Regions from separate parts of the Mus musculus genome. Here regions 1 and 3 are each linked to region 2. A link is a loop called in an ENCODE intact Hi-C map of the cell type or tissue named here. Cell type or tissue: heart. All regions are shown on one strand. Links, peaks and the distances in the headings refer to the core of each region. The heading gives the core; the rest is flanking DNA.

What was found. Hi-C counts contacts between places; a loop is a spot of excess contacts. Peaks named below come from ENCODE experiments on the same cell type or tissue, not always from the same donor. Only the 100,000 strongest peaks of a DNase experiment are listed, where the experiment ranks them.
Region 1: a loop joins it to region 2, with 2.6 times the contacts of the local background. A loop is called at or near these places in 8 of 42 quality-filtered maps.
Region 3: a loop joins it to region 2, with 2.2 times the contacts of the local background. A loop is called at or near these places in 8 of 42 quality-filtered maps.

Annotation. Positions count from the first base shown.
Region 1 is chr2:72,093,405-72,099,634 of GRCm38, forward strand. The region is part of intron 4 of Rapgef4 (Rap guanine nucleotide exchange factor (GEF) 4); the gene reads left to right. Among named protein-coding and RNA genes, the nearest start is that of Gm29940, 42 kb to the left of the region's middle. In heart, for the core only: a CTCF peak has its summit at 3,113 (motif pointing right); a DNase peak (open chromatin) is centred at 3,127.
Region 2 is chr2:72,200,207-72,206,436 of GRCm38, forward strand. It overlaps Rapgef4 (Rap guanine nucleotide exchange factor (GEF) 4), which reads left to right. Exons shown (of 31, transcript NM_001204165.1): 15 at 842-957; 16 at 5,449-5,537. Among named protein-coding and RNA genes, the nearest start is that of Map3k20, 82 kb to the right of the region's middle. In heart, for the core only: a CTCF peak has its summit at 3,589 (motif pointing right); a DNase peak (open chromatin) is centred at 3,605; H3K4me3 peaks cover 532 bases; H3K27ac peaks cover 2,372 bases.
Region 3 is chr2:72,101,945-72,108,174 of GRCm38, forward strand. The region is part of intron 4 of Rapgef4 (Rap guanine nucleotide exchange factor (GEF) 4); the gene reads left to right. Among named protein-coding and RNA genes, the nearest start is that of Gm29940, 50 kb to the left of the region's middle. In heart, for the core only: no CTCF peak of the experiment used is centred there; a DNase peak (open chromatin) is centred at 2,817; H3K27ac peaks cover 1,198 bases.

The DNA of each region.
Region 1 (6,230 bases), core at 414-5,413, 110 kb before region 2:
TTAGATTATCATATTTTATTATCGAGACCGTGAATGGGTGGGACTCTCACGGAGCCCACATTCCCGTTAGAGCAGAGCTTCCAGCGCCTGCAGATCCTTGCTGTGAGGGAAATTCTCAAGCCAGCTCGCAGAGAAGATTGCTTAAATAATGCAAGAGCAGGAGAGAGGCGAGATGGAATTTATGGCCCAGACACTGAGATCAAGCTTTTGTTCAGAGGGGAGGACCGTTTAAGTGCGAGCACGTAACATACACCAAGGCTCTGGGGAACTAATGTCACCGACTGAAATTAGTGGCCCCGTGATGCCGTGTACAAGACATTTCAAAACAAGCCTTAAAACAGCCCATTGAACCCATCGTGTGGCTGGCTGGAAGGGAGTAGGGGAAATTTGAAGGGCCAATCAGAAATGGGATCCCCTGCCTGAAAATTTCATGGGACAGAGGGAGAAGAGAGTCCCGCGCACAAGCGAGGGAAGAAGGAGGCTCTAGGAAGCCGGATGTCCGACTGCTGAAATGAAGCATGGCACTCTTGTTAGGAAAGAAACCTTGGCCAAACTGCAGCATTCTATGGACGACATCTTCCATCTTGTCCTAATTAGAGAAACATAGCTGCAGAATCCTAATCTCTTTAATTGTTGATAGAGGAGGCATGTGATTTGCTATAAATACACGGATGCATTCATTTCTGAAATAATGGCTGTTACCAAATATATTAGGCGGACAGGAGTGCTGGACTTGGGAAGCTGTGCTGAGTCGCTGTGTTCGAGAGGTAATGGACCCGTTGAGAATCACCGCACAGCTGGGCCAGCAGCTGTACCCAATGCTCTGTCAAGTTTGGCCTCTAATTTCCTTGAACTTGTCCTTGCTTGCCAAAGTGATGAACATAGCAAGAACTTGCTTAAAATGTGCCGGCTGCAAGTGACAAAGGCTGTTTCCAAGGAGTCTTTGTCAAAGCGGAGAAGTCACCAGCAGCCATGGCCCAGTGAAGTATTGATTAGGCAAGTGAAGTTTTGGGTCATCATAAAAGTGGAAACCAAAGGCAAAGTGGTAGAGTGAGGTGAACAGGAAACACTCAAAGGCAGCTTTGGATTGTTGCATACCAAACTAAAGGACATATGGAAAAATCCCAGAGTAATATCCAGCAATAATTATCCTGTCGTTAGGAAAAGTAAATAGTGCTGTAGAATTGGAAAGGAGCCCAGGAATTGCAACGCCTTTCCCCCTAACAGTGTATTGTTCTGATTTGGGGGGGGGGGCGGAATGGGCCAGAAGGAAGTGTCAGACAAGAGGGAGTTTTATATTAAGAAGCATCCTATGACCAAGCAATGCTAGCCAGGGTGAGAGAGCAGCCGGGCTTGCTTTCCTTCCAAGCCCTCCTCTCCAATACATCAAGGCTTTATTTGCCACCGTGTATCTGCCATGTTCCCTATAACGCCGTAACTAGATTAGAAACTGCGAAGGAAGATGCTTGCATTTATTCGTCTCTCTTACAAGTCTCACCTCTCAAAAACCATTGGGCTTGAGGTTGCTCCTTGATGCTAAACAGATTGAACAAGGAGTCTTTGCCATTTGAGGACTTCATTTACCCATTACAGTGCAGGTCACTTTCTGTCCCTGGATTCCAGAGCTAGGAGCCTGAACCTCTAGGAAATCCAGTTTCTTCGTTTGTGAAGTGAAGACACTGAGGCTCATCTTTCACTGTTGGGGGAGTTAAGGAAGCAGTGCTTGGGTACCCTCGCCTGGGAGGTGTGTCCTGCCCTCCCAAGACAAGAGCGTGTGATTCACCATGGAGACGGAGGGTAGCAAGGAGCTTGGCTGGCAGGAGAGCAAGTGTGCTGGGAGAGCTGACTGGATCTGCAGCAGGGCCTTGGGACAGAAGCTGTGGGGAAATGGCGAGGGGGCTGAGAGGGAGGGACCAAGGAGATCTCGGTGTGGCCATGGGGTGACTTAAGGGTGAAGAAGCAAGAGTGTGAAGAGTCACAATTTGGAGTGACAAGATGTTGGGTTTGATAATGAGCCAAGTGTGATTTATGCAGGCAAGTGTTTTCTCTGAAAATCAAAAAGCTAAAACAATACTGGGCTTCAGCAAATGGGAGGACCAAGAAAACTTAATGAGAGAAGAGATTAGAATGTTCTAGTTGACTTATGTAAAGGGAAAGGAGGTGGGGGGAGAATCAATAATAAGCCAATAATATAGGGCTGTTGCTGACGATAGTGGGAATTGCAAAGGGATGGCTTAAAATGGCAAATCGGTGTTTGGAGTTTTTCCCAGACAAGATGCACAATATCAAATAATAAGGCTGTTCTGAAGTCTTGGAACTTTTAAGTTTTCCTGAGTTAAAAAAAAAAATGCCACTGAAGCGATACAAATAATGTCAGGGTTGGGAAGGACTAGAGCACGGGGAATGGGAAAAAAAATCCCAAAATAGCCTGGTTTGCAAGAGGAAGTGGGAGCCAAAAGATGGCGGTTGACCTTGTGAGACATTTGCCATTCTTTCTGACCTATGAAGAATTATTCCTCGGATGCTTATTGTGACCTTTAAGGAACTCTAGACAAGCATCAGGATTGTCCCATACCCTTAGCAGGCAAACAGGTTGTAGCCCAAAAGTCCTCTTGGACAATATCATAAACACCTCTAGTCCACTTCTTCAAAAGGCTACTCAATCTATGTGGAGGCAGAAATCACATACTTTGCAATAAAAAAAATTAATAGCAAAATGCTTCTAAGGTTAGAAATTAAAATGTTAGTTTTGTTACAATTGCAAAATTAGTTTGTAAGTCATTCACAATGCGGGCCTCTTTCCTGTAACTCTGAGATGCTTCCTTGCCCTTCTTCCCTGCAAGCTGTGTGTTCTATGACTCTCCATGCTTATTACGGTTGAGACTGGTTTTGTAAAGGATTGCGCGCGCGAGAGAGAGAGAGAGGGAGAGAGAGAGAGATAGAGAGAGAGACAGAGAGAGAGCTGGGGTAGCTGGGCAACAAAAAAAGAGAGGAGAGACCTCAAGTTAAAAGACCGAATGAGAAGGAGATGGATGATCTAAAGAGAAATTAATAACGGACAGTGAACACAGAGTGTGTGTCTGGAGAGAGGATTGGACCAACTAGTTCTCAGAGCCGCCACCAGGGGGTGCCTAAGACTCAAAGACAACAAAGTTGTCTCTTGAGTGTGAAGCTGCCTGCATGGCTAAGTACCCTGAGGAATCCCTCAGGGACCCTTTGTGGTGGTACCTCTGCCAGGTTCCCCTGGTCTTGACTTCCTTCTCTGTTCAGTTTGGACACAATTGCTTATCATCTCAACCACTCATTAGCCAGACTATCAATTACCTCCTGTTCTCAACACCTATGTGCAGACCTTTGTATGAGGCCTCAAATTCTGGGCAAAACACACCTCCCCTCATATTCAGTAGATGGCCTCTTCTCTGCAAAGTTCCATTTTGGCTACACTGGTCTCTTGGCCTCTTAGCCCTGGCCACCACTCCTCTTCCCTCTGATTTCTTTCTCCCTTATAGCTATAATACAAGTCTTCTCCCTACTTTTGGATTAGTCATGTCCCTGTACTTTTATTTCATTTTTTGGTTCTGAGTTCTTGTTGGTGCTTTTGTTTGCCACTTGATTTCTTCCATTTCCTGCAACTTTTGCCTTTTCTTTTCTTTTATTAATTATTATTTTATTTATTTATTTACTTATTTAAGATTTATTTATTTATTGTTTGTAAGTACACTGTAGCTGCCTTCAGACACTCCAGAAGAGGGAGTCAGATCTCATTATGGATGGTTGTGAACCACCATATGGTTGCTGGGATTTGAACTCAGGACCTTCGGAAGAGCACTCTCCAGCCCAACTTTTGCCTTTTCATCTTCAGTGTACATGGGATGGGGGACGGCGGCAGGGCAACCACTCCCAATCTTCAAAATTAAACCTTAGTACAAGGAGATAAGTATGGATCGATTCGCATTCTTCTACACGATAACAACCAGTTGTGCCAGCACCAATTGTTGAAAATGCTGTCTTTCTTCCACTGGATGGTTTTAGCTCCCTTGTCGAAGATCAAGTGACCATAGGTGTGTGGGTTCATTTCTGGATCTTCAATTCTATTCCATTGGTCTACTTGTCTGTCTCTATACCAGTACCATGCAGTTTTTATCACAATTGCTCTGTAGTAAAGCTTTAGGTCTGGCATGGTGATTCCGCCAGAAGTTCTTTTATCCTTGAGAAGACTTTTTGCTATCCTAGGTTTTTTGTTATTCCAGACAAATTTGCAAATTGCTCCTTCCAATTCGTTGAAGAATTGAGTTGGAATTTTGATGGGGATTGCATTGAATCTGTAGATTGCTTTTGGCAAGATAGCCATTTTTACAATGTTGATCCTGCCAATCCATGAGCATGGGAGATCTAAAAAAAAAAAAAAAAAAAAAAAAAAAAAAAAAAAAAAAAATAAGTTTGTGTAGAAAACAATCACTTAAAACATTTTTTGTTAATTTACTTTTAAATATTCTTCTGCTTTACTTTAAAATATTATCAAAATACTTAGACTGTATATTTTTTCCTGTTTCCAACTCCTTCCAGGTCCATTTCCTCTCTACACAGCCAAGTTCATGCCATTTCTCTGTCTCCAAAAATTAAGAACAAAAAAATTAAAACAAAATAAATAAATTAACCAAATAAAAAATGTTGCACACCAAAAAAAAAAAAACAAAATTAAACCAAACAACCCCTTCATTCCCCCCACCATACACTTTTATATTCTTTGACCTTGCTTCCTTGTTAGAGTCAAACTTGGTAAAGGAAGTAACAGCATTTGTTGTATCCATTCTGTCCCTTCCCTGACACTCTTCAGTCATGATTTAATTTCTACCCAAGACACTTTATAGACTCGCCACTAGCTGAAGCCATCTGCTGCCTCCTTGTCCTGAATGTAGAGGAGAATCTGTTCTTCCTACAGCATCTGACATTGTAGGTCATGTCTTGAGATGCAGTTTTCTTGTAGCCTCCTTGTGTTCTCCCTTCCTTTCTTTACACGTGGTTGAAACACGGATAAGGTGGTGAACAGATGGCTTGAGAATTAAAAGGCCTTGCTAGGCAAGCATGAGGGCCAGAGTTTGGATTTCAATGTCTACTTGACAAATCATGTATGACCGTGGTGACCTCCAACACCGCGGGGTGTAGAGACAGGAGGTTACAGACTTCCAGCCTAGCTGGGGGGAGGGGAGGCTTCAGACTCAGGGGGAGATCGTGCCTCAAAGTAATACGATAGTGATAGGGGATGAACATAGAATCTCTGCTCTGGCTTCCACATGGGTGCACGTGTACCCCTCTCCCAAATGCATGCATACATCCCCCACATACACTCCCCATAAATAATAAAAATAGCATGGATGATATTTAGGGCACTATTCTTTTCTGATTTTGGCTAGTGGTAGAGAGGGACTCCATCCATTGGTGTGGCTTCTGTTAATGGTCGTGTGGTACTGGTTCCAGTGCTTGGTAACCCTGGACTTACATAGGGAAGCATAGCCTAGATCTCTACCCTGCCATTCCCTCCAAACCTACACCAGTGCAGTCAAGAATCGAGCTTGATCTTGTGCCTTCCTTTTTTTTTTCACAGTATAAGCTTCATGGCATTTGTCCCATGGAACAAAAGCTTTAGAATATTAACGTCTTTTCTGTCTTAAAAATAAAAATACAATTTGATTTTCTGTCCTCGAGATTGTTAAAAGATTCTGCAGAGTACCTGAAAAGACAGCTATGTGTGCTTTGGGTCTTTGAGTGTCTTAAGGTAACTTGAGTGATCCCACAGGAGCAGTGAGATACAAACTTTCAAATACTTTAAACTACGCTAGCTGGGGAAAGGAAAAGAGTTGGTGTTACTGGTGGTCAGAAGAATCATCCAAGAGAAGAGACTCCTGACTGTGAGTTTAAGAGCCCACGAAACACCCTTTGCTTTTCTAGATAGGTTGCCTATCATCTGAGTGTGCTACATTTGCTTTGAAATTGGGAATAATTAATTAAAAGACTCCAATTGTCAGCATTTCCTGAGTAAATGAATTGATAACTGAGAAGGTGTCTGTTGGTTGAGTGTCTTAGTTAGAATTTTATTGTTTTGAAGAGACATCATGCCCATGGCAACTCTTATAAAGGAAAGCATATAATTGGGGCTAGCTGACAGTTCAGAGGTTTAGTCTATTATTGTCATGGAGGGAAGCATGGTGGCACACAGGTAGACATGATAC
Region 2 (6,230 bases), core at 518-5,517:
ATTTCCATTTGATTTTGAAAGAACTGTTCTTGGGGCTGGGGAGATGGCTCACTGAAGTGTTTGCCATGAAAACATGAGAACTTGAGTTCAGATTCTTGGAACTCACCTAAAAAAAACAAAACAAAACAAAACAAAAACCCAAAAAAAACAAAAACAAAAAAAAAACAAAAACAAGCACATGGGGTGCCTCTGTAACCCTGGTGCTGGGACATCAGAGTCAGGTAGACCCATGGGGCTCACTGGCCAGCCATTCTAGTCAAATCAGAGAGCTCCAGGTTCACTGAGAGACTCTAAAAATACCTAAGGTGGAGATTGGGTGAGGCCTAGGCTCCTGGCTTCTGCATGCATGCTTGCACAAGAGGACTGCACACAAAGAAACAAGGATGTGCATAGACCCGCACATGTCCAAGTCGGAACAAAACAGTTGCTTAATTAGACAGAGTTGCCACTCCTACGGATCATATAAGAGAAAAGGACTCTGCTGAAGCAGAGTACTGTTTGTCACATATTTTTAGAAAGAATAAATGCCTCTGCCCCACCCCCACCCCAATTCTCTACTCCATGCCCTTCCCCCAGAGATTTCACAGAGCATCAACAGCACACCAGAACTCCTCTGGAGTTTTTCCTGAGACTATGGTAAAAGCAGTTTTTAAAAGCACATGCTTCAAACCTCATCTGGTCCTCCCTCTGACCGTTCCAGCCCTTGACTTTGAAAATGGCTTAATTTGTAGACGCGACAATTAACATCACAAGCACCAAATGAGTTTCTGAAGCCTTGGAAATTTCTGTCATTGTCTGAGTGAACGGCAGCATCTGTATGTGGTATAATTTGTGTTTGCAGGACGTTGAGGCGAATACAGTCAGACTTAAAGAACATGACCAAGATGTCTTGGTACTGGAGAAGGTCCCAGCAGGGAACAGAGCTGCTAATCAAGGAAACTCACAGCCTCAGCAAAAGTATGTTTGCATCCAACACTGTAATTGCCAGACTATGATTAACCTTTTCACATGGCATCGTTTCTACAATAGCATGTTCTCCTTTTTGTGGAAGACGGAGTGTGGGTGACTTTTTTTCTCTCTCTCTATTGACTAATCACACATCTTGTGGCGTATAATGTATCCATTTCTGGCACTACATGGAGCTTGGTGCTGGGTAGAGACATACTCTGAGAGTATTGTCCTGCTCCAAAGCCTCTCCCTCTATACTGTTCAGCCTTAACAGCCTCAAAGAGAAGATCCCCAAGAGAACAATGCCAGGCAGTGCAGGGCGCAGGCCCCAGTGATGAGACGCTGTGGTATTTGAATGCCCTGGGGAAGTTTCAGATAAAGTGTTTTCCCTTTGCTCTCAGAGTGACTGAGGACACGGATGAGACCCTGATTTTGAGTAGAAAACATGTCGTCGCATTGAACTCCTGGCCACCCATTCTTGCCAGTGTCAAATGGAAGTCTCACTTCACATTTCTGGAGCTTCCTGTTTGTTTAACTGGGGTCGTTTCCGGAGCACCCGGGCTCCGTTTCAGCGTTTGCTGTAACTCCCTTCCTAAGACTGTTGCACAAAATGTACCAACATTTGTGTGGTGAGACAAGAGACTTAGCAGTGAGCCTCTAGGAGATCGGGGCTTGCTGTTTTTTTAAGTGGGGATTCATTTCCAATCTGTGTATAAGAAAAGCAGATGAATGTTTGTTTACTAAGGAAACATCACCAAATAATATGTTGAGGGAGCATTTCCCTTTGTTGGCAAGTACAGTGGGGTTCCCTTTATCAGCGCGCTCACCCAAACTGATGAGTTCCTATTGTTTCCACTAAAAGCCTATGACTCCGATGTTTTCATCTGGGTAAGTCAACATATTTGAGAAGAAGACAGGAAGAAACATATTATTAAATAAGCACTGTATGCTTTGTAGATTGTCTCTAATCCTTACAACAACCCTGTTTAAGGGATGGAGGCATTTCGCTTGCTCAAGGACTCCTTAAACCCATGACTCTCAACCTTCCTAACACTGTAGCCCTTCAGTACAGTTCCGCATGTTGTGGTGACCTCCAACTGTAAAATTATTTTTGTTGCTACTTCATAACTATAATATTGCTACTGTCATGAATCTGAATGTAAATATCTGATATCTGACCCCTCTGAAGGAGCTGACAACCCACATTCCCCCACCCTGAAGAGGTTATGACTCATAGGTTGAGAACCACTACCTTAAAGGGAAGTTCAACTTGGCCGCCTTCCACACCTCTGGTCCCCATTCTTCCTAGATTCTCTTATCAAACGAGAGTAGTGTGCTGCATGGGTGACAAAATACGCAGAGTGGGGGCTTGCATCAGGACATATCCATCTGTCTCACGCCCGTGGGAATTCCTTACACAATACAGAATGGCTACTATTTATGTCACAGTTACTATCAGTAAATATGAGGTGCTATCTGTAAGTCTTCAGTTCGAGGTGCCTTCCCCTTTATGAATTCAGTGGAATGAAAACTCAAACCAAAGGTGATAGAAGAGACTGTGTGTCTGACTTTTATTTTAATACTGTACCGGTTTTCTACTGGTGTCCTGCCATCCGGTCCAAATTTCTTACATAATTTAAAGATAATGCACGTGTGAACATTTGTAGCAAGCTATTTGTATCGTGCACTGGGTACAAAAGAATACACCACAAAGTCATCTTCCAAAAGAACGCAAAGCTTCTCTCTCCTAAGAGGTTACTTCCCCAGACTGACTGGAAATAAAAGGAGAGCCTGGGAGTAAATTTTATGGCTGATGTTCTCATCAACCTTAACAACATATCAACAACCGTGTCTGCAGACACACAGTTGAGGGTATCTGTCTCTGTGGAAGTTGTTCTTTTTAAACTCAGAGAACATCATCACATTGGTGGCAATAATGTTATTTTTCTGATTTATGCCCCGCCCCATCCCGAGAAACCTAGGTTAGTTTATGTATACACTTGAAGCTTGAAAAACTGCCTGACTCTGCCCAAGCCACTGAACAGTGGATGCTTCATGGATGCTGATATTAAGTCAGTGGTCTGGATGATGCAGTTACCATGATACCCACTTTGGGGGATGTCTTGGTCCCTGGGTTGTGAGAATTCAGTAATTTGAGACGATTGTCCTGTTCATGTTGGGGCCATGCCCTTTTCTTTAGACTAGTTTTCCTGCTCAACAGTCCCCAGCTTGTTCACAGGAAGAGCAGCAAAAAAGTTCCTCCACCCCTGGCCCTTGCTTTGGTTGTTCTAAATGCAGACTTGGTATTAGGGAAAAAATTTTCTCTCACAAGTTTAAAACAACCTGCTGACTGATACAATGTAGCCAACTGGGGTGAGTTTTTGATCAGAACGGGAGTAGCTTCTGCTTGCCATAAACTGACAAAGGTTGTGCCATCTGGTCTCAATCGCTCTTAACCCCTATAGAGCAAGGGCTCAGGTCGTAGACACCTGCCTGTTTCTGGTATGATGTAAAGCCAGAATCTGGTGTTTTGGGCAAAACTGGGGCCATCCAGAGGTTTCTAAGCCCTCTTTTCCTCTTCAGTCCCCTGCCCCCACTCCTGAGTTCTGTGGCAAATATAGGCTGGGTAAGGAAAGCACAGAGCTGAACCACTAGAGGGCGTCAGGGACCAAAGAAAGATCTTGTGGGGTGTGACTGGCCAGCCAGGCAAAGCCTGAAAGAAGACACTTGCTCTCTGTTGAGGTGACAGCTTGTGTGGCTTGCCCGTGGGTCTTTTGTCTACGTGATCAGGCGGAACACCCTACCTAAGGGAAGTCCAAACAAGGAGAGCCAGAGAATAAACAAAGTGCTTCAGAATGGAAGTTCTGACAATCCGACGCGTAGCCCGTGGATCTCGCTATCCAGACAACACGTGAAGTAACAGGCTCATTCAGGGGTCAGTTAAGGAGTGCATTTATACCCTTATTCAAATAAAAACTGCTTTCGAAAGCCTCCTTGAAGAGGAAGACTTTTAATTACACAGTGAATTTCCTGTTCAAAATGGGCTGTTGACAGCCAGACCTGGTCCCTTCTACACATAGAGCATCTTGCTGCATAGGCAAACAAAAACAAACATCAAACAAACAAAAATCAGCCGCACAGTCGCATTCTCTAGTGTTTGCCAGTTTCTCCACCTGCAGTGTAGAGGTGGTATTAACTAGCAGGAGCAAGTAAACAAGGAGCCTCATTCCGCACCCACCTCATTGTTGGGGACATAGTAAACACCAGAAAGGTGTAGAATACTCTCCCCACTCCGCTTCCCGATTTATCTGGCCATACGCTCCTCCTCATGTAGAGAGTCCTGTTCATATATTCGAGCTGTGCCTCCGTAGGAGAGCACTTGCCTAGCGCTCATACGGCCCGGAGTTCAACCTCCAGGGCTGCCACACTTGCTCTGTCCCCATGTCCTCAGGATCGTCTGCTATCACTTCTCGTCCATCCCTCAGGCAGGAGGTAAGACCCGCTGATGCTGATGAGGGGCTCTTGCCATCTCTATGCACCTCCTCCACAGCCTCGAGCAGGCAAGAAAGGCACAGAGGTGAAGGGGCTAAGGAAGCTGGGTTTGCTCCGAGCTCCATCCTGTCTCTGCTTCCTGAACACGAGAGAATGCTCTTTGCATTGTTATATTCCCTTCCCATCATCCCGCCAAGCAGGAAGGCAGGGTCTGGGTGCTACTGGGGATACCTACACGATCTTCATGTGTTCTGCCCATCTACAGCAAGCGCTTACACTGTCTGCATTCCGACTTTAACTCACGTTCAATCTCAAAATCAACTTGCTCTTGTTGATTGGAGGGTTGGAGGGCACCCCGAATAGATCCCTCAAAATAATGACTAACGCAGCCCCCTAAAATAATTCGTAATTGATATTGAGTAATTTGCATCCAGGTTTCTGCTTCTGATCTAATTCCTGTCCGTGATGCCCCCCGGGTTTGTTTGCTCACTGGTACTTGGGCCTTTTGGTTTCCTTTGCTTTATTATTATTAGAGGATTTCCAAAGCGCGTAGCAGTGCGGAGGTGGAAAGGAGGAGCGTTCCAGAAATCAGCATGAAAATCCAGTGTGACACTGACATTTCTGTGTCCACTGTCCTGTCCTCCCTCGCTCCCCTCCCTGCCCTGTGCTGCCTCAGGTTCATCTCCCTGACTTGTCTCAGTCGCAGCTATGGGAGCTGCTTTCTCAGCTGCATCTTTAGTTCTAGGTAGGGGGAGGGCGGAGAACATTTCTAGTAACTGCATCTACTGACTGTTTTTCTACAGCCTTCTTGTGTGCTTAGGCGAGGTACGTGGTCTTCCTCACTACAGGGAAGTTACTAGTCACAAGTAGTCCGTATGTTTGCCCAGGATCTTGTTTTTCAAAAAATATCTACATCGGTAATTTGTTTCTCCTAATGCATTACTCGCTTTTGTAAGAAACTAATGGTCTTTTTTTTTTTTTTTTTTTTTTTTTTTTCTTCTTGTCCAGGTATACTGTGATGTCAGGAACACCTGAAAAGATTTTAGAGCATTTTCTAGAAACAATACGCCTTGAGCCATCGTTGAATGAAGCAACAGGTAAGAAGGGATCTGTAGCTCCACTGAATCCACGGGTAGAGATGTGAGAGAGAAATCCGCTTTGACTCCCAGTCTACACTGCCAAGGCAACCCTAGAGGGTGCCGTAAGCATCCAGTTTTAAAGAGCATCCCCAGATGTGTGTGTGTGCAGAGAGCGGTCTTTCCCTCACTGCAATGGAGCTTCATTCAAGCACATGGGCCTTTCCTAGATATCTGCTTTCATGACTTTCAGTTCTCCCGGCACACACAAAAGTATCCGTTAGGCCACCATCTAAAACCAGTCTCTCCCCGTAGCACATTTGAAGCTGCCCACATCAAGAATAAATGGTGCTCTCTCTCTCTGTGGTTGTGGAGTTTCATTCCACAGTGAACTGAATGCCACCTGGATTGGCTTACTGCCAGCTGCTCTAACAGAACAAATGCTCAGACAGTGGCACCTGATTGTCCTACAGTTCTGGAGGAACTGGTGGTAATAATAGGTTGATCTTGGAGGGCTGATAGACAGCCTGCCCCATGCCTCGCTCCTGTCTCCTGGTATCTATTGGCATTCTTTGGAATTCCTTCCGTGTGTCACTCCAATGTCATGTTGGCAAAGCCTTCACCTTGTGAGTCTTCACATGCTCTTCCCTCTGTGCATAGATGTCTCTGTGACCAGGGTCCCATTTATAAAGAACAACAGTCATTGTTAGAGCC
Region 3 (6,230 bases), core at 414-5,413, 98 kb before region 2:
TCTCCATTGATGAATAGCAGCAGAAGTGTATGCTGTGTGCACAGATATGGCTGGTGAGGTTGCGTATCTTCATGTCCGTTTCCTATCCCTGATGCAACTTTATAACCTCTCCTGCCTGTGGCTTGAGATGTAAGCTCAGAAGCAAGTCTTTGCAGAGCCAGCCAGCTGAGGACAGACTGTGTGTTGTGCTTTGCAGCATGAGCACCCAGGAGACTGCGGCTTTGATTGAAACTTTTGAAATGTGTTGAAAAGAGTTCTTGTACCTTGAATACGGTTCTACAGTTTGGTGTACTTCTAGAACTGACAAAAGAGTCAGCATCACAGGTTACTTAGATAACCTGCTTCAGTGTAGCATTTCCAGTGCCCACGGCTTCAAATGCAGAGATATTTTTCTAGGGAAACGGGAGACATTCCTTCTTCCTCTGGGACTCTGTCCTTAACAGAGTTGCTGGCCCTGCCTGGAACTCTGCTCACCCTGCACGAACTAGAGGCAGGAAGCTTTCTTGCTCAGATGAATCAAAATGGACTCAGTGCCCTTCAAAGGAGAGCGTGTGGAATAGCTTGCCTTACACTTGTAAGGCTGATTTCTGGGGTACAGTGGCTCTTGGCAGTGCCGTGCTATCTGCTGGTGAGGTCGCTGACTGAAGTGAAATGTGGCAGTCATGGGAAATTTCATTTTGAGAACTCTAAGAATAGCCTTGCTGGGACCAGTGTCAGAAGGAGAATAATGGATGTCAAGGCACGAAGTCTGGACTATCTGTGCTCACCTCTGACCCACTTTATCAGAGGTTTTCAGCTGTGACTGGAAATAAGACCTCCATTCCCTAGACCTCACTAAAAGGCATCTCTACATTTTGACAAATGTGTCTACTCTGCTTCCAGTCAAAGGCAATTCCAAGAGGGAGTTAAAGTAGTATTTTGAGATGACAGCCTTGCTCAAGAGGCAAATGACCATCCAAGGCAAGTGCATATAGAAACCAAGGAAGGCATGGTGGCATTGCCAAGCAGTAGAGTAAGTGCTTATGGGCGAAGCCCTGTGTTTTACCCCTAGCACCAAACGACAACCAAGACCAAACCAAAACAACAACTCCAAAACACACCCTACCCCCACCCCAAATGCCAGGCTGTGTCTTGAGAATCACAAACTACTTCTTGAGAAACATCCCTGGAGCAACTGTAACAACAAGGACATTTTTATCTGACCCAGCTCCCTGTTTTCAACTTGTCTGGAAACATTTCCATGTTTCCTATCTAAACCTCAGTAGAGGAGTTATGGCTACCCTGTATACCCATGCATCTAAGACTCTGGTTAAAATGTAAGATGATCTTTCCACGGATGCTTTGAGATCCAAAACATCTCACCTGTCACCCATTGGCACGGCCTCAGGGTGGTCTTGAGTCTCTGCATTTTATAGATAATACAAGTGATGCGAATCTGTTTCCCTTTGGCCTTTCAGCTGCCCCCCTCTTCCTGTTCTACACTGACATACAATCATTCAGAGAAAACTGACACTTTATACAAGACTCCCTTGTTGCCACCGTGCTTTAAAAAAGTTTGGAGTTTAGTTCAAGACCTTGATGCAGCATTGCTCCATGCTGCACCCAAGCCTTGTTCTTCCCCCTTCAATGGACTCTGGCACCTGCTGGAACCGGAGCCCCTCACACCCTTAGGCCCAACTTTCAAATTCAAGATGTCTCCATTCTTCCTGGCAGCTTATATAACCTGAAAAACATAACCATGTGCAGATTTGAAGCCCTTTCTCCATTGCTGCTCCTAAAGCCCTGGAAAGCATTACACACAGGAGACCTTCTGTCTTCTCTGTGATGGAAGGGGACAGGGTGTGACTACCCTATGGATGAGAAAGATGGTGCTGTGTAATTCTGAACATGCTAACAGTCTGCCATATGAATAGATCCCGAATCTGTTGTGTTCTCTCTCTCTAAGACGATTGCTAAGAATAGAGGCAAATAGTTGCTATGAAACTTAGTCTGTGACCCTCTTGTGACTCAGCCAGCATTGCTAATTTGCTGTAGGAGTCAGCTTTCCATTTGTTGGAACAAATTACTGAAGTTAGTGTCCTTTCCTTAGAGTCTGCACTTCATGTGGGTTGACTGTACCTACCTGCTGCATGCATTAAATGAAGCTCAAGGGTAGTTTTTCACACAGGACTAGAGATGGGCAAAGTGATGCTGTGGTTAACTCTCCATCATTTTCCCTTAGGCCTTTTCTATCCAAGCTTCTCCTTCCAGACATGTTTTTCCTGTATCCCCCACTGTACTGGCTGGTTTTGTGTCAGCTTGACACAGCTGGAGTTATCACAGAGAAAGGAGTTTCAGTTGAGGAAATGCCTCCATGAGATCCAACTGTGGGGCATTTTCTCAATTAGTGATCAAGGGGAAAAGGCCCCTTGTGGGTGGTGCCATCCCTGGGCTGGTAGTCCTGGGTTTCTATAAGAAAGCAAGCTGAGCAAGCCAGGGAAAGCAAGCCAGAAAGTAACATCCCTCCATGACCTCTGCATCAGCTCCTGCTTCCTGACCTGCTTGAGTTCTAGTCCTGACTTTTTTAGGTGATGAACAGCAATGTAGAAATGTAAGTTGAATAAACCCTTTCCTCCCCAACTTGTTTCTTGGTCATGATGTTTTGTGCAGGAATAGAAACCCTGACTAAGACACCCACCTACCCCCAAAACGGTGATAAGTTGTTGTTGAGCAGCCCATTGGTGTCTGCATCTCCTATCTTAGCTCGAGACACTTGAGCATCCACCCCAGGTTTCCAGAGGAGTCTATGTGCATCGTTGGAAGAGGCCCACATCCGGCATACTTATCTCTAGAAAAGACAAAAGTTGCTGCTGAGCTTATTGGCACCTTTCCAGATGGCAGAGTGATTATTCCCGAGGGTGACATCTGGGTTGGTTAGCAGTTCTGGGTAGAAGACTCCGGAAAGAGAGAGAGGCCTCATCAAGGCCATTGGGATATACTCGGCTTGGTTGCCTGCTGGAGAACAACAGCAGGCACATCTAGGTGACTGGACCGACTTAGAAGCATTGCCTGGGTGAGAAATCTTGGCTGTTCCCTGTGAAGGGGATGGGGAGACGATCTAATTTTATCAACCAAAAAAGAAAGGCCATTAGCAATAGAAATGGGCAAACTGTGTGTGTGTGTGTGTATGTGTGTGTGTGTATGACAATTCAAAATGAAACAAAAATAAATAAATATCAATACTAGGCATCATAAAAACAACTAAATATGCTTTTCACTCCTCAGACAGATGTTGGAGAAAACCGCTGATAAATACCCAATGCCAGGGAAGCTGGAATTCCTAGCATTTGTAGGTATGGGTGCTAATGTTAATCAGATTTTATAGCTTGTTTGCATACACCATTTACATAACCATTTCTAAGTCTTGCACATATCAAAAAGATGTGCACATAAGAATCTTCTTTTTTTTTTTCCAAGACAGGGTTTCTCTGTATAGCCCTGGCTGTCCTGGAACTCACTTTGTAGACCAGGCTGGCTTCGAACTCAGAAATCTACCTGCCTCTGCCTCCCTAATGCTGGGATTAAAGGTGTGCGCCACCACGCCCAGCAAGAATTTTCTTTGCAGGGATGGAGAGGTAGCTTAGTGCTTAAGGGTACCATGTGCTCTACCAGAAGACCTGGGCTCAGTTCCTAGCACCAACACAGTCACTCACAACTCCAGTTCTGGAGAATCCAATGCCCTCTTCTGGCCTCCATGGGCACCACATGCACCTGATGTAGCAAAGCAGGCAAAACACCCATACACATAAAATACAAAAAGCATCTCCTTTGCTTTGTTATTTATAATAGCAAACAATTGAACAACCATGAACATCAACCAGTGTAAATCATAATTTTTGCCCAAACTGAAAAACTATAAAGCTATTTAACTCCCTGTGAGAGATATATAAATATGTGCCCATCTCTGAGACAGTTCATTCACAACCAGGAAATTATATGACTTAATGGCATAATTTCATTCACTGCAAAGTGAGCCCAAAGCCATGGATGTGTGAGAATGTAGGTAGACGTGAGGATAAACAAACCGAGTTGTGAAATATTCTAAGCTGTCTGTCCTGGGAATAGGAGGGAAGGGCGTAGGGGGTGAAGTGAGACCCTGTGTTTTTAAATTCTGCATATTTCTGACCTTTGACTTTTTTATAAAAAGAATGAATTTATGGATTGTTTATGAAGTCCATTAAACTTTATATAAAAATAGCAAAGTTGCAACTTGGTTTTCTGGGAAAAGCACCCAGAATTACTTCCCAAAGACTCCATTCAGGAAACCACAGGTGGGCGTAATGGAAGTTTTCTCTTTTTATTTTGGTAGTGGTTGGTCTGTTTACATAATTAGGCATGAGAGAGCCCCCCGTACCCCCATCATAGTTCTCCAGAAAACATCCCTGTATTGCCTGTAGAGGAGATACACATAGGAAGCTGGCTGGGCCCACCTCTTATGTGTAGGTTGCAGTGGGAGAGTACTGTGCCCACTTTGTTGGCTGGCCTGGTTATCATTAGAGATGATTAGGCATAAGATGCTGGTCTAGTCCCTACTGTGCACACTCCGTTCTTGGCCTTCAAGCTCAGTGCTCAGTGAAACCAAGTTTTCAGAGTCTTGTTAGCTTCAGTCTTAGGCCAGCAATGATCAGACCTGACATGGCCATTCCCTGGACAGCAGTTATGTTCTTACCTGAACACTACATAATAATTGACAGCCCCTGTGTCAGTCTCTCACTCTGCTCTGCTACCTGCTTCTGGGCAAGAGTTCTGTTTTGTTCATCTCCATATCTATGTATCCATACTATGGTACCCAGTCCAGGACCTGACCCCCCACAAGATGCTCAGCAAGTGACTGTTAGATGAATAATAAAAAGTTTGACTTCCAAGCAACTCTTTTAAACATTTTTATCATTTTACATGTATGGGTATTTTGCTCACCCGTGTGTCTATATACCACATGTATGCCTGGTACCTGCAGAGACCAAATGGGGGTTCTGGATCCTCTGCAACTGGAATTACAGACATTTATGAGCCACCATGTGAATACTGAGAATTGAACGTGGGTCCTCTGGAAGTGTATCCAGTGCTCTTAACTGCTGAGCCATCTCTATAACCACAATGTATATGTAGGTGTCTGTGTGTGTGTGTGTGTGTGTGTGTGTGTGTATGTGTGTGTGTGTGTGTGTGTGTGTATGTGTGTGTGTGTGTGTGTGTGTGTGTGTATGTGTGTGTGTGTGTGTGTGTGTGTGTGTGTGTGTGTGTGTGTGTGTGTGTAGGCCAGAAGACAATTTCAGGTGTTATCCTTTGAGACAAGCCCCCTCAATGGCTTGCAGCTCACCAATTAGGTGAGACTATTTGGCCAGTGAACTCCAGAAACCCTGACTCTTCCCCAGCAATGGAGAATATGGGTTCGGGGGATCAAACTCAGGCCCTCCTGCTTGCAAGGCAAATGGTTTGCCCACCGAGCCATCGGTATAGCCTTCAACTAACTTTTAAATAAGCGAAACGAGTGTTTGCAGTGGTTGGATGTGAGAGAAAAGGCTAGAAACATAGCAGTTAAAACCTGGTGCAGTTCAGGCTGAACACGGTGGCCAGTTTTGTTTGGCATTTACACTTAACGGACAGCGACTCTGCTAGCTCCTCGGCCTCCTGTGACTTACAGACATGGCACTGCTCCCCTGCCTCCTGGGATGCTTCCTGGGGTTCAGTGAGATAAGGATGAAGAGCTTTCCCCGTGGCCACAGCCCAGGGATGGGGACATTCACTGTTAATTGTGCTGGCTTTTCTCCAGAATGTATATGGCATGAGTCATTCTCTGGCCAGGGTTGCTAAACACCTCTTTAAATGCCAAGTGATTATTATTTAACTAACTTTGGAGAGGCATCTTCTAAGAATGGAGACATTTCCCGAAACAGTCTAATGAGCACCTTACCTTTCAGCTCAGGAACATTATCATAAGCAGCAGTTACCGTGCCGTGTAAGGCACAAAAATACTGCCGTGCCCACAGAGGTGTGGGCCAGGGCCACGCTTCGCAGCCAGTCTGATTCCTTGGCTCCTTTGTCTTCGCTTCCTTAATGGCCAGCTGTCAATTCTTATTACTCTCAGTGGCCTGTGTGTAGTACATTCTTTCATCATTATAATTTTCTCTTCTAATAAGCTGTGCCCTTGGGAATTAGACAACCAAGAATGTTATAGTTGTGCATAAATAACA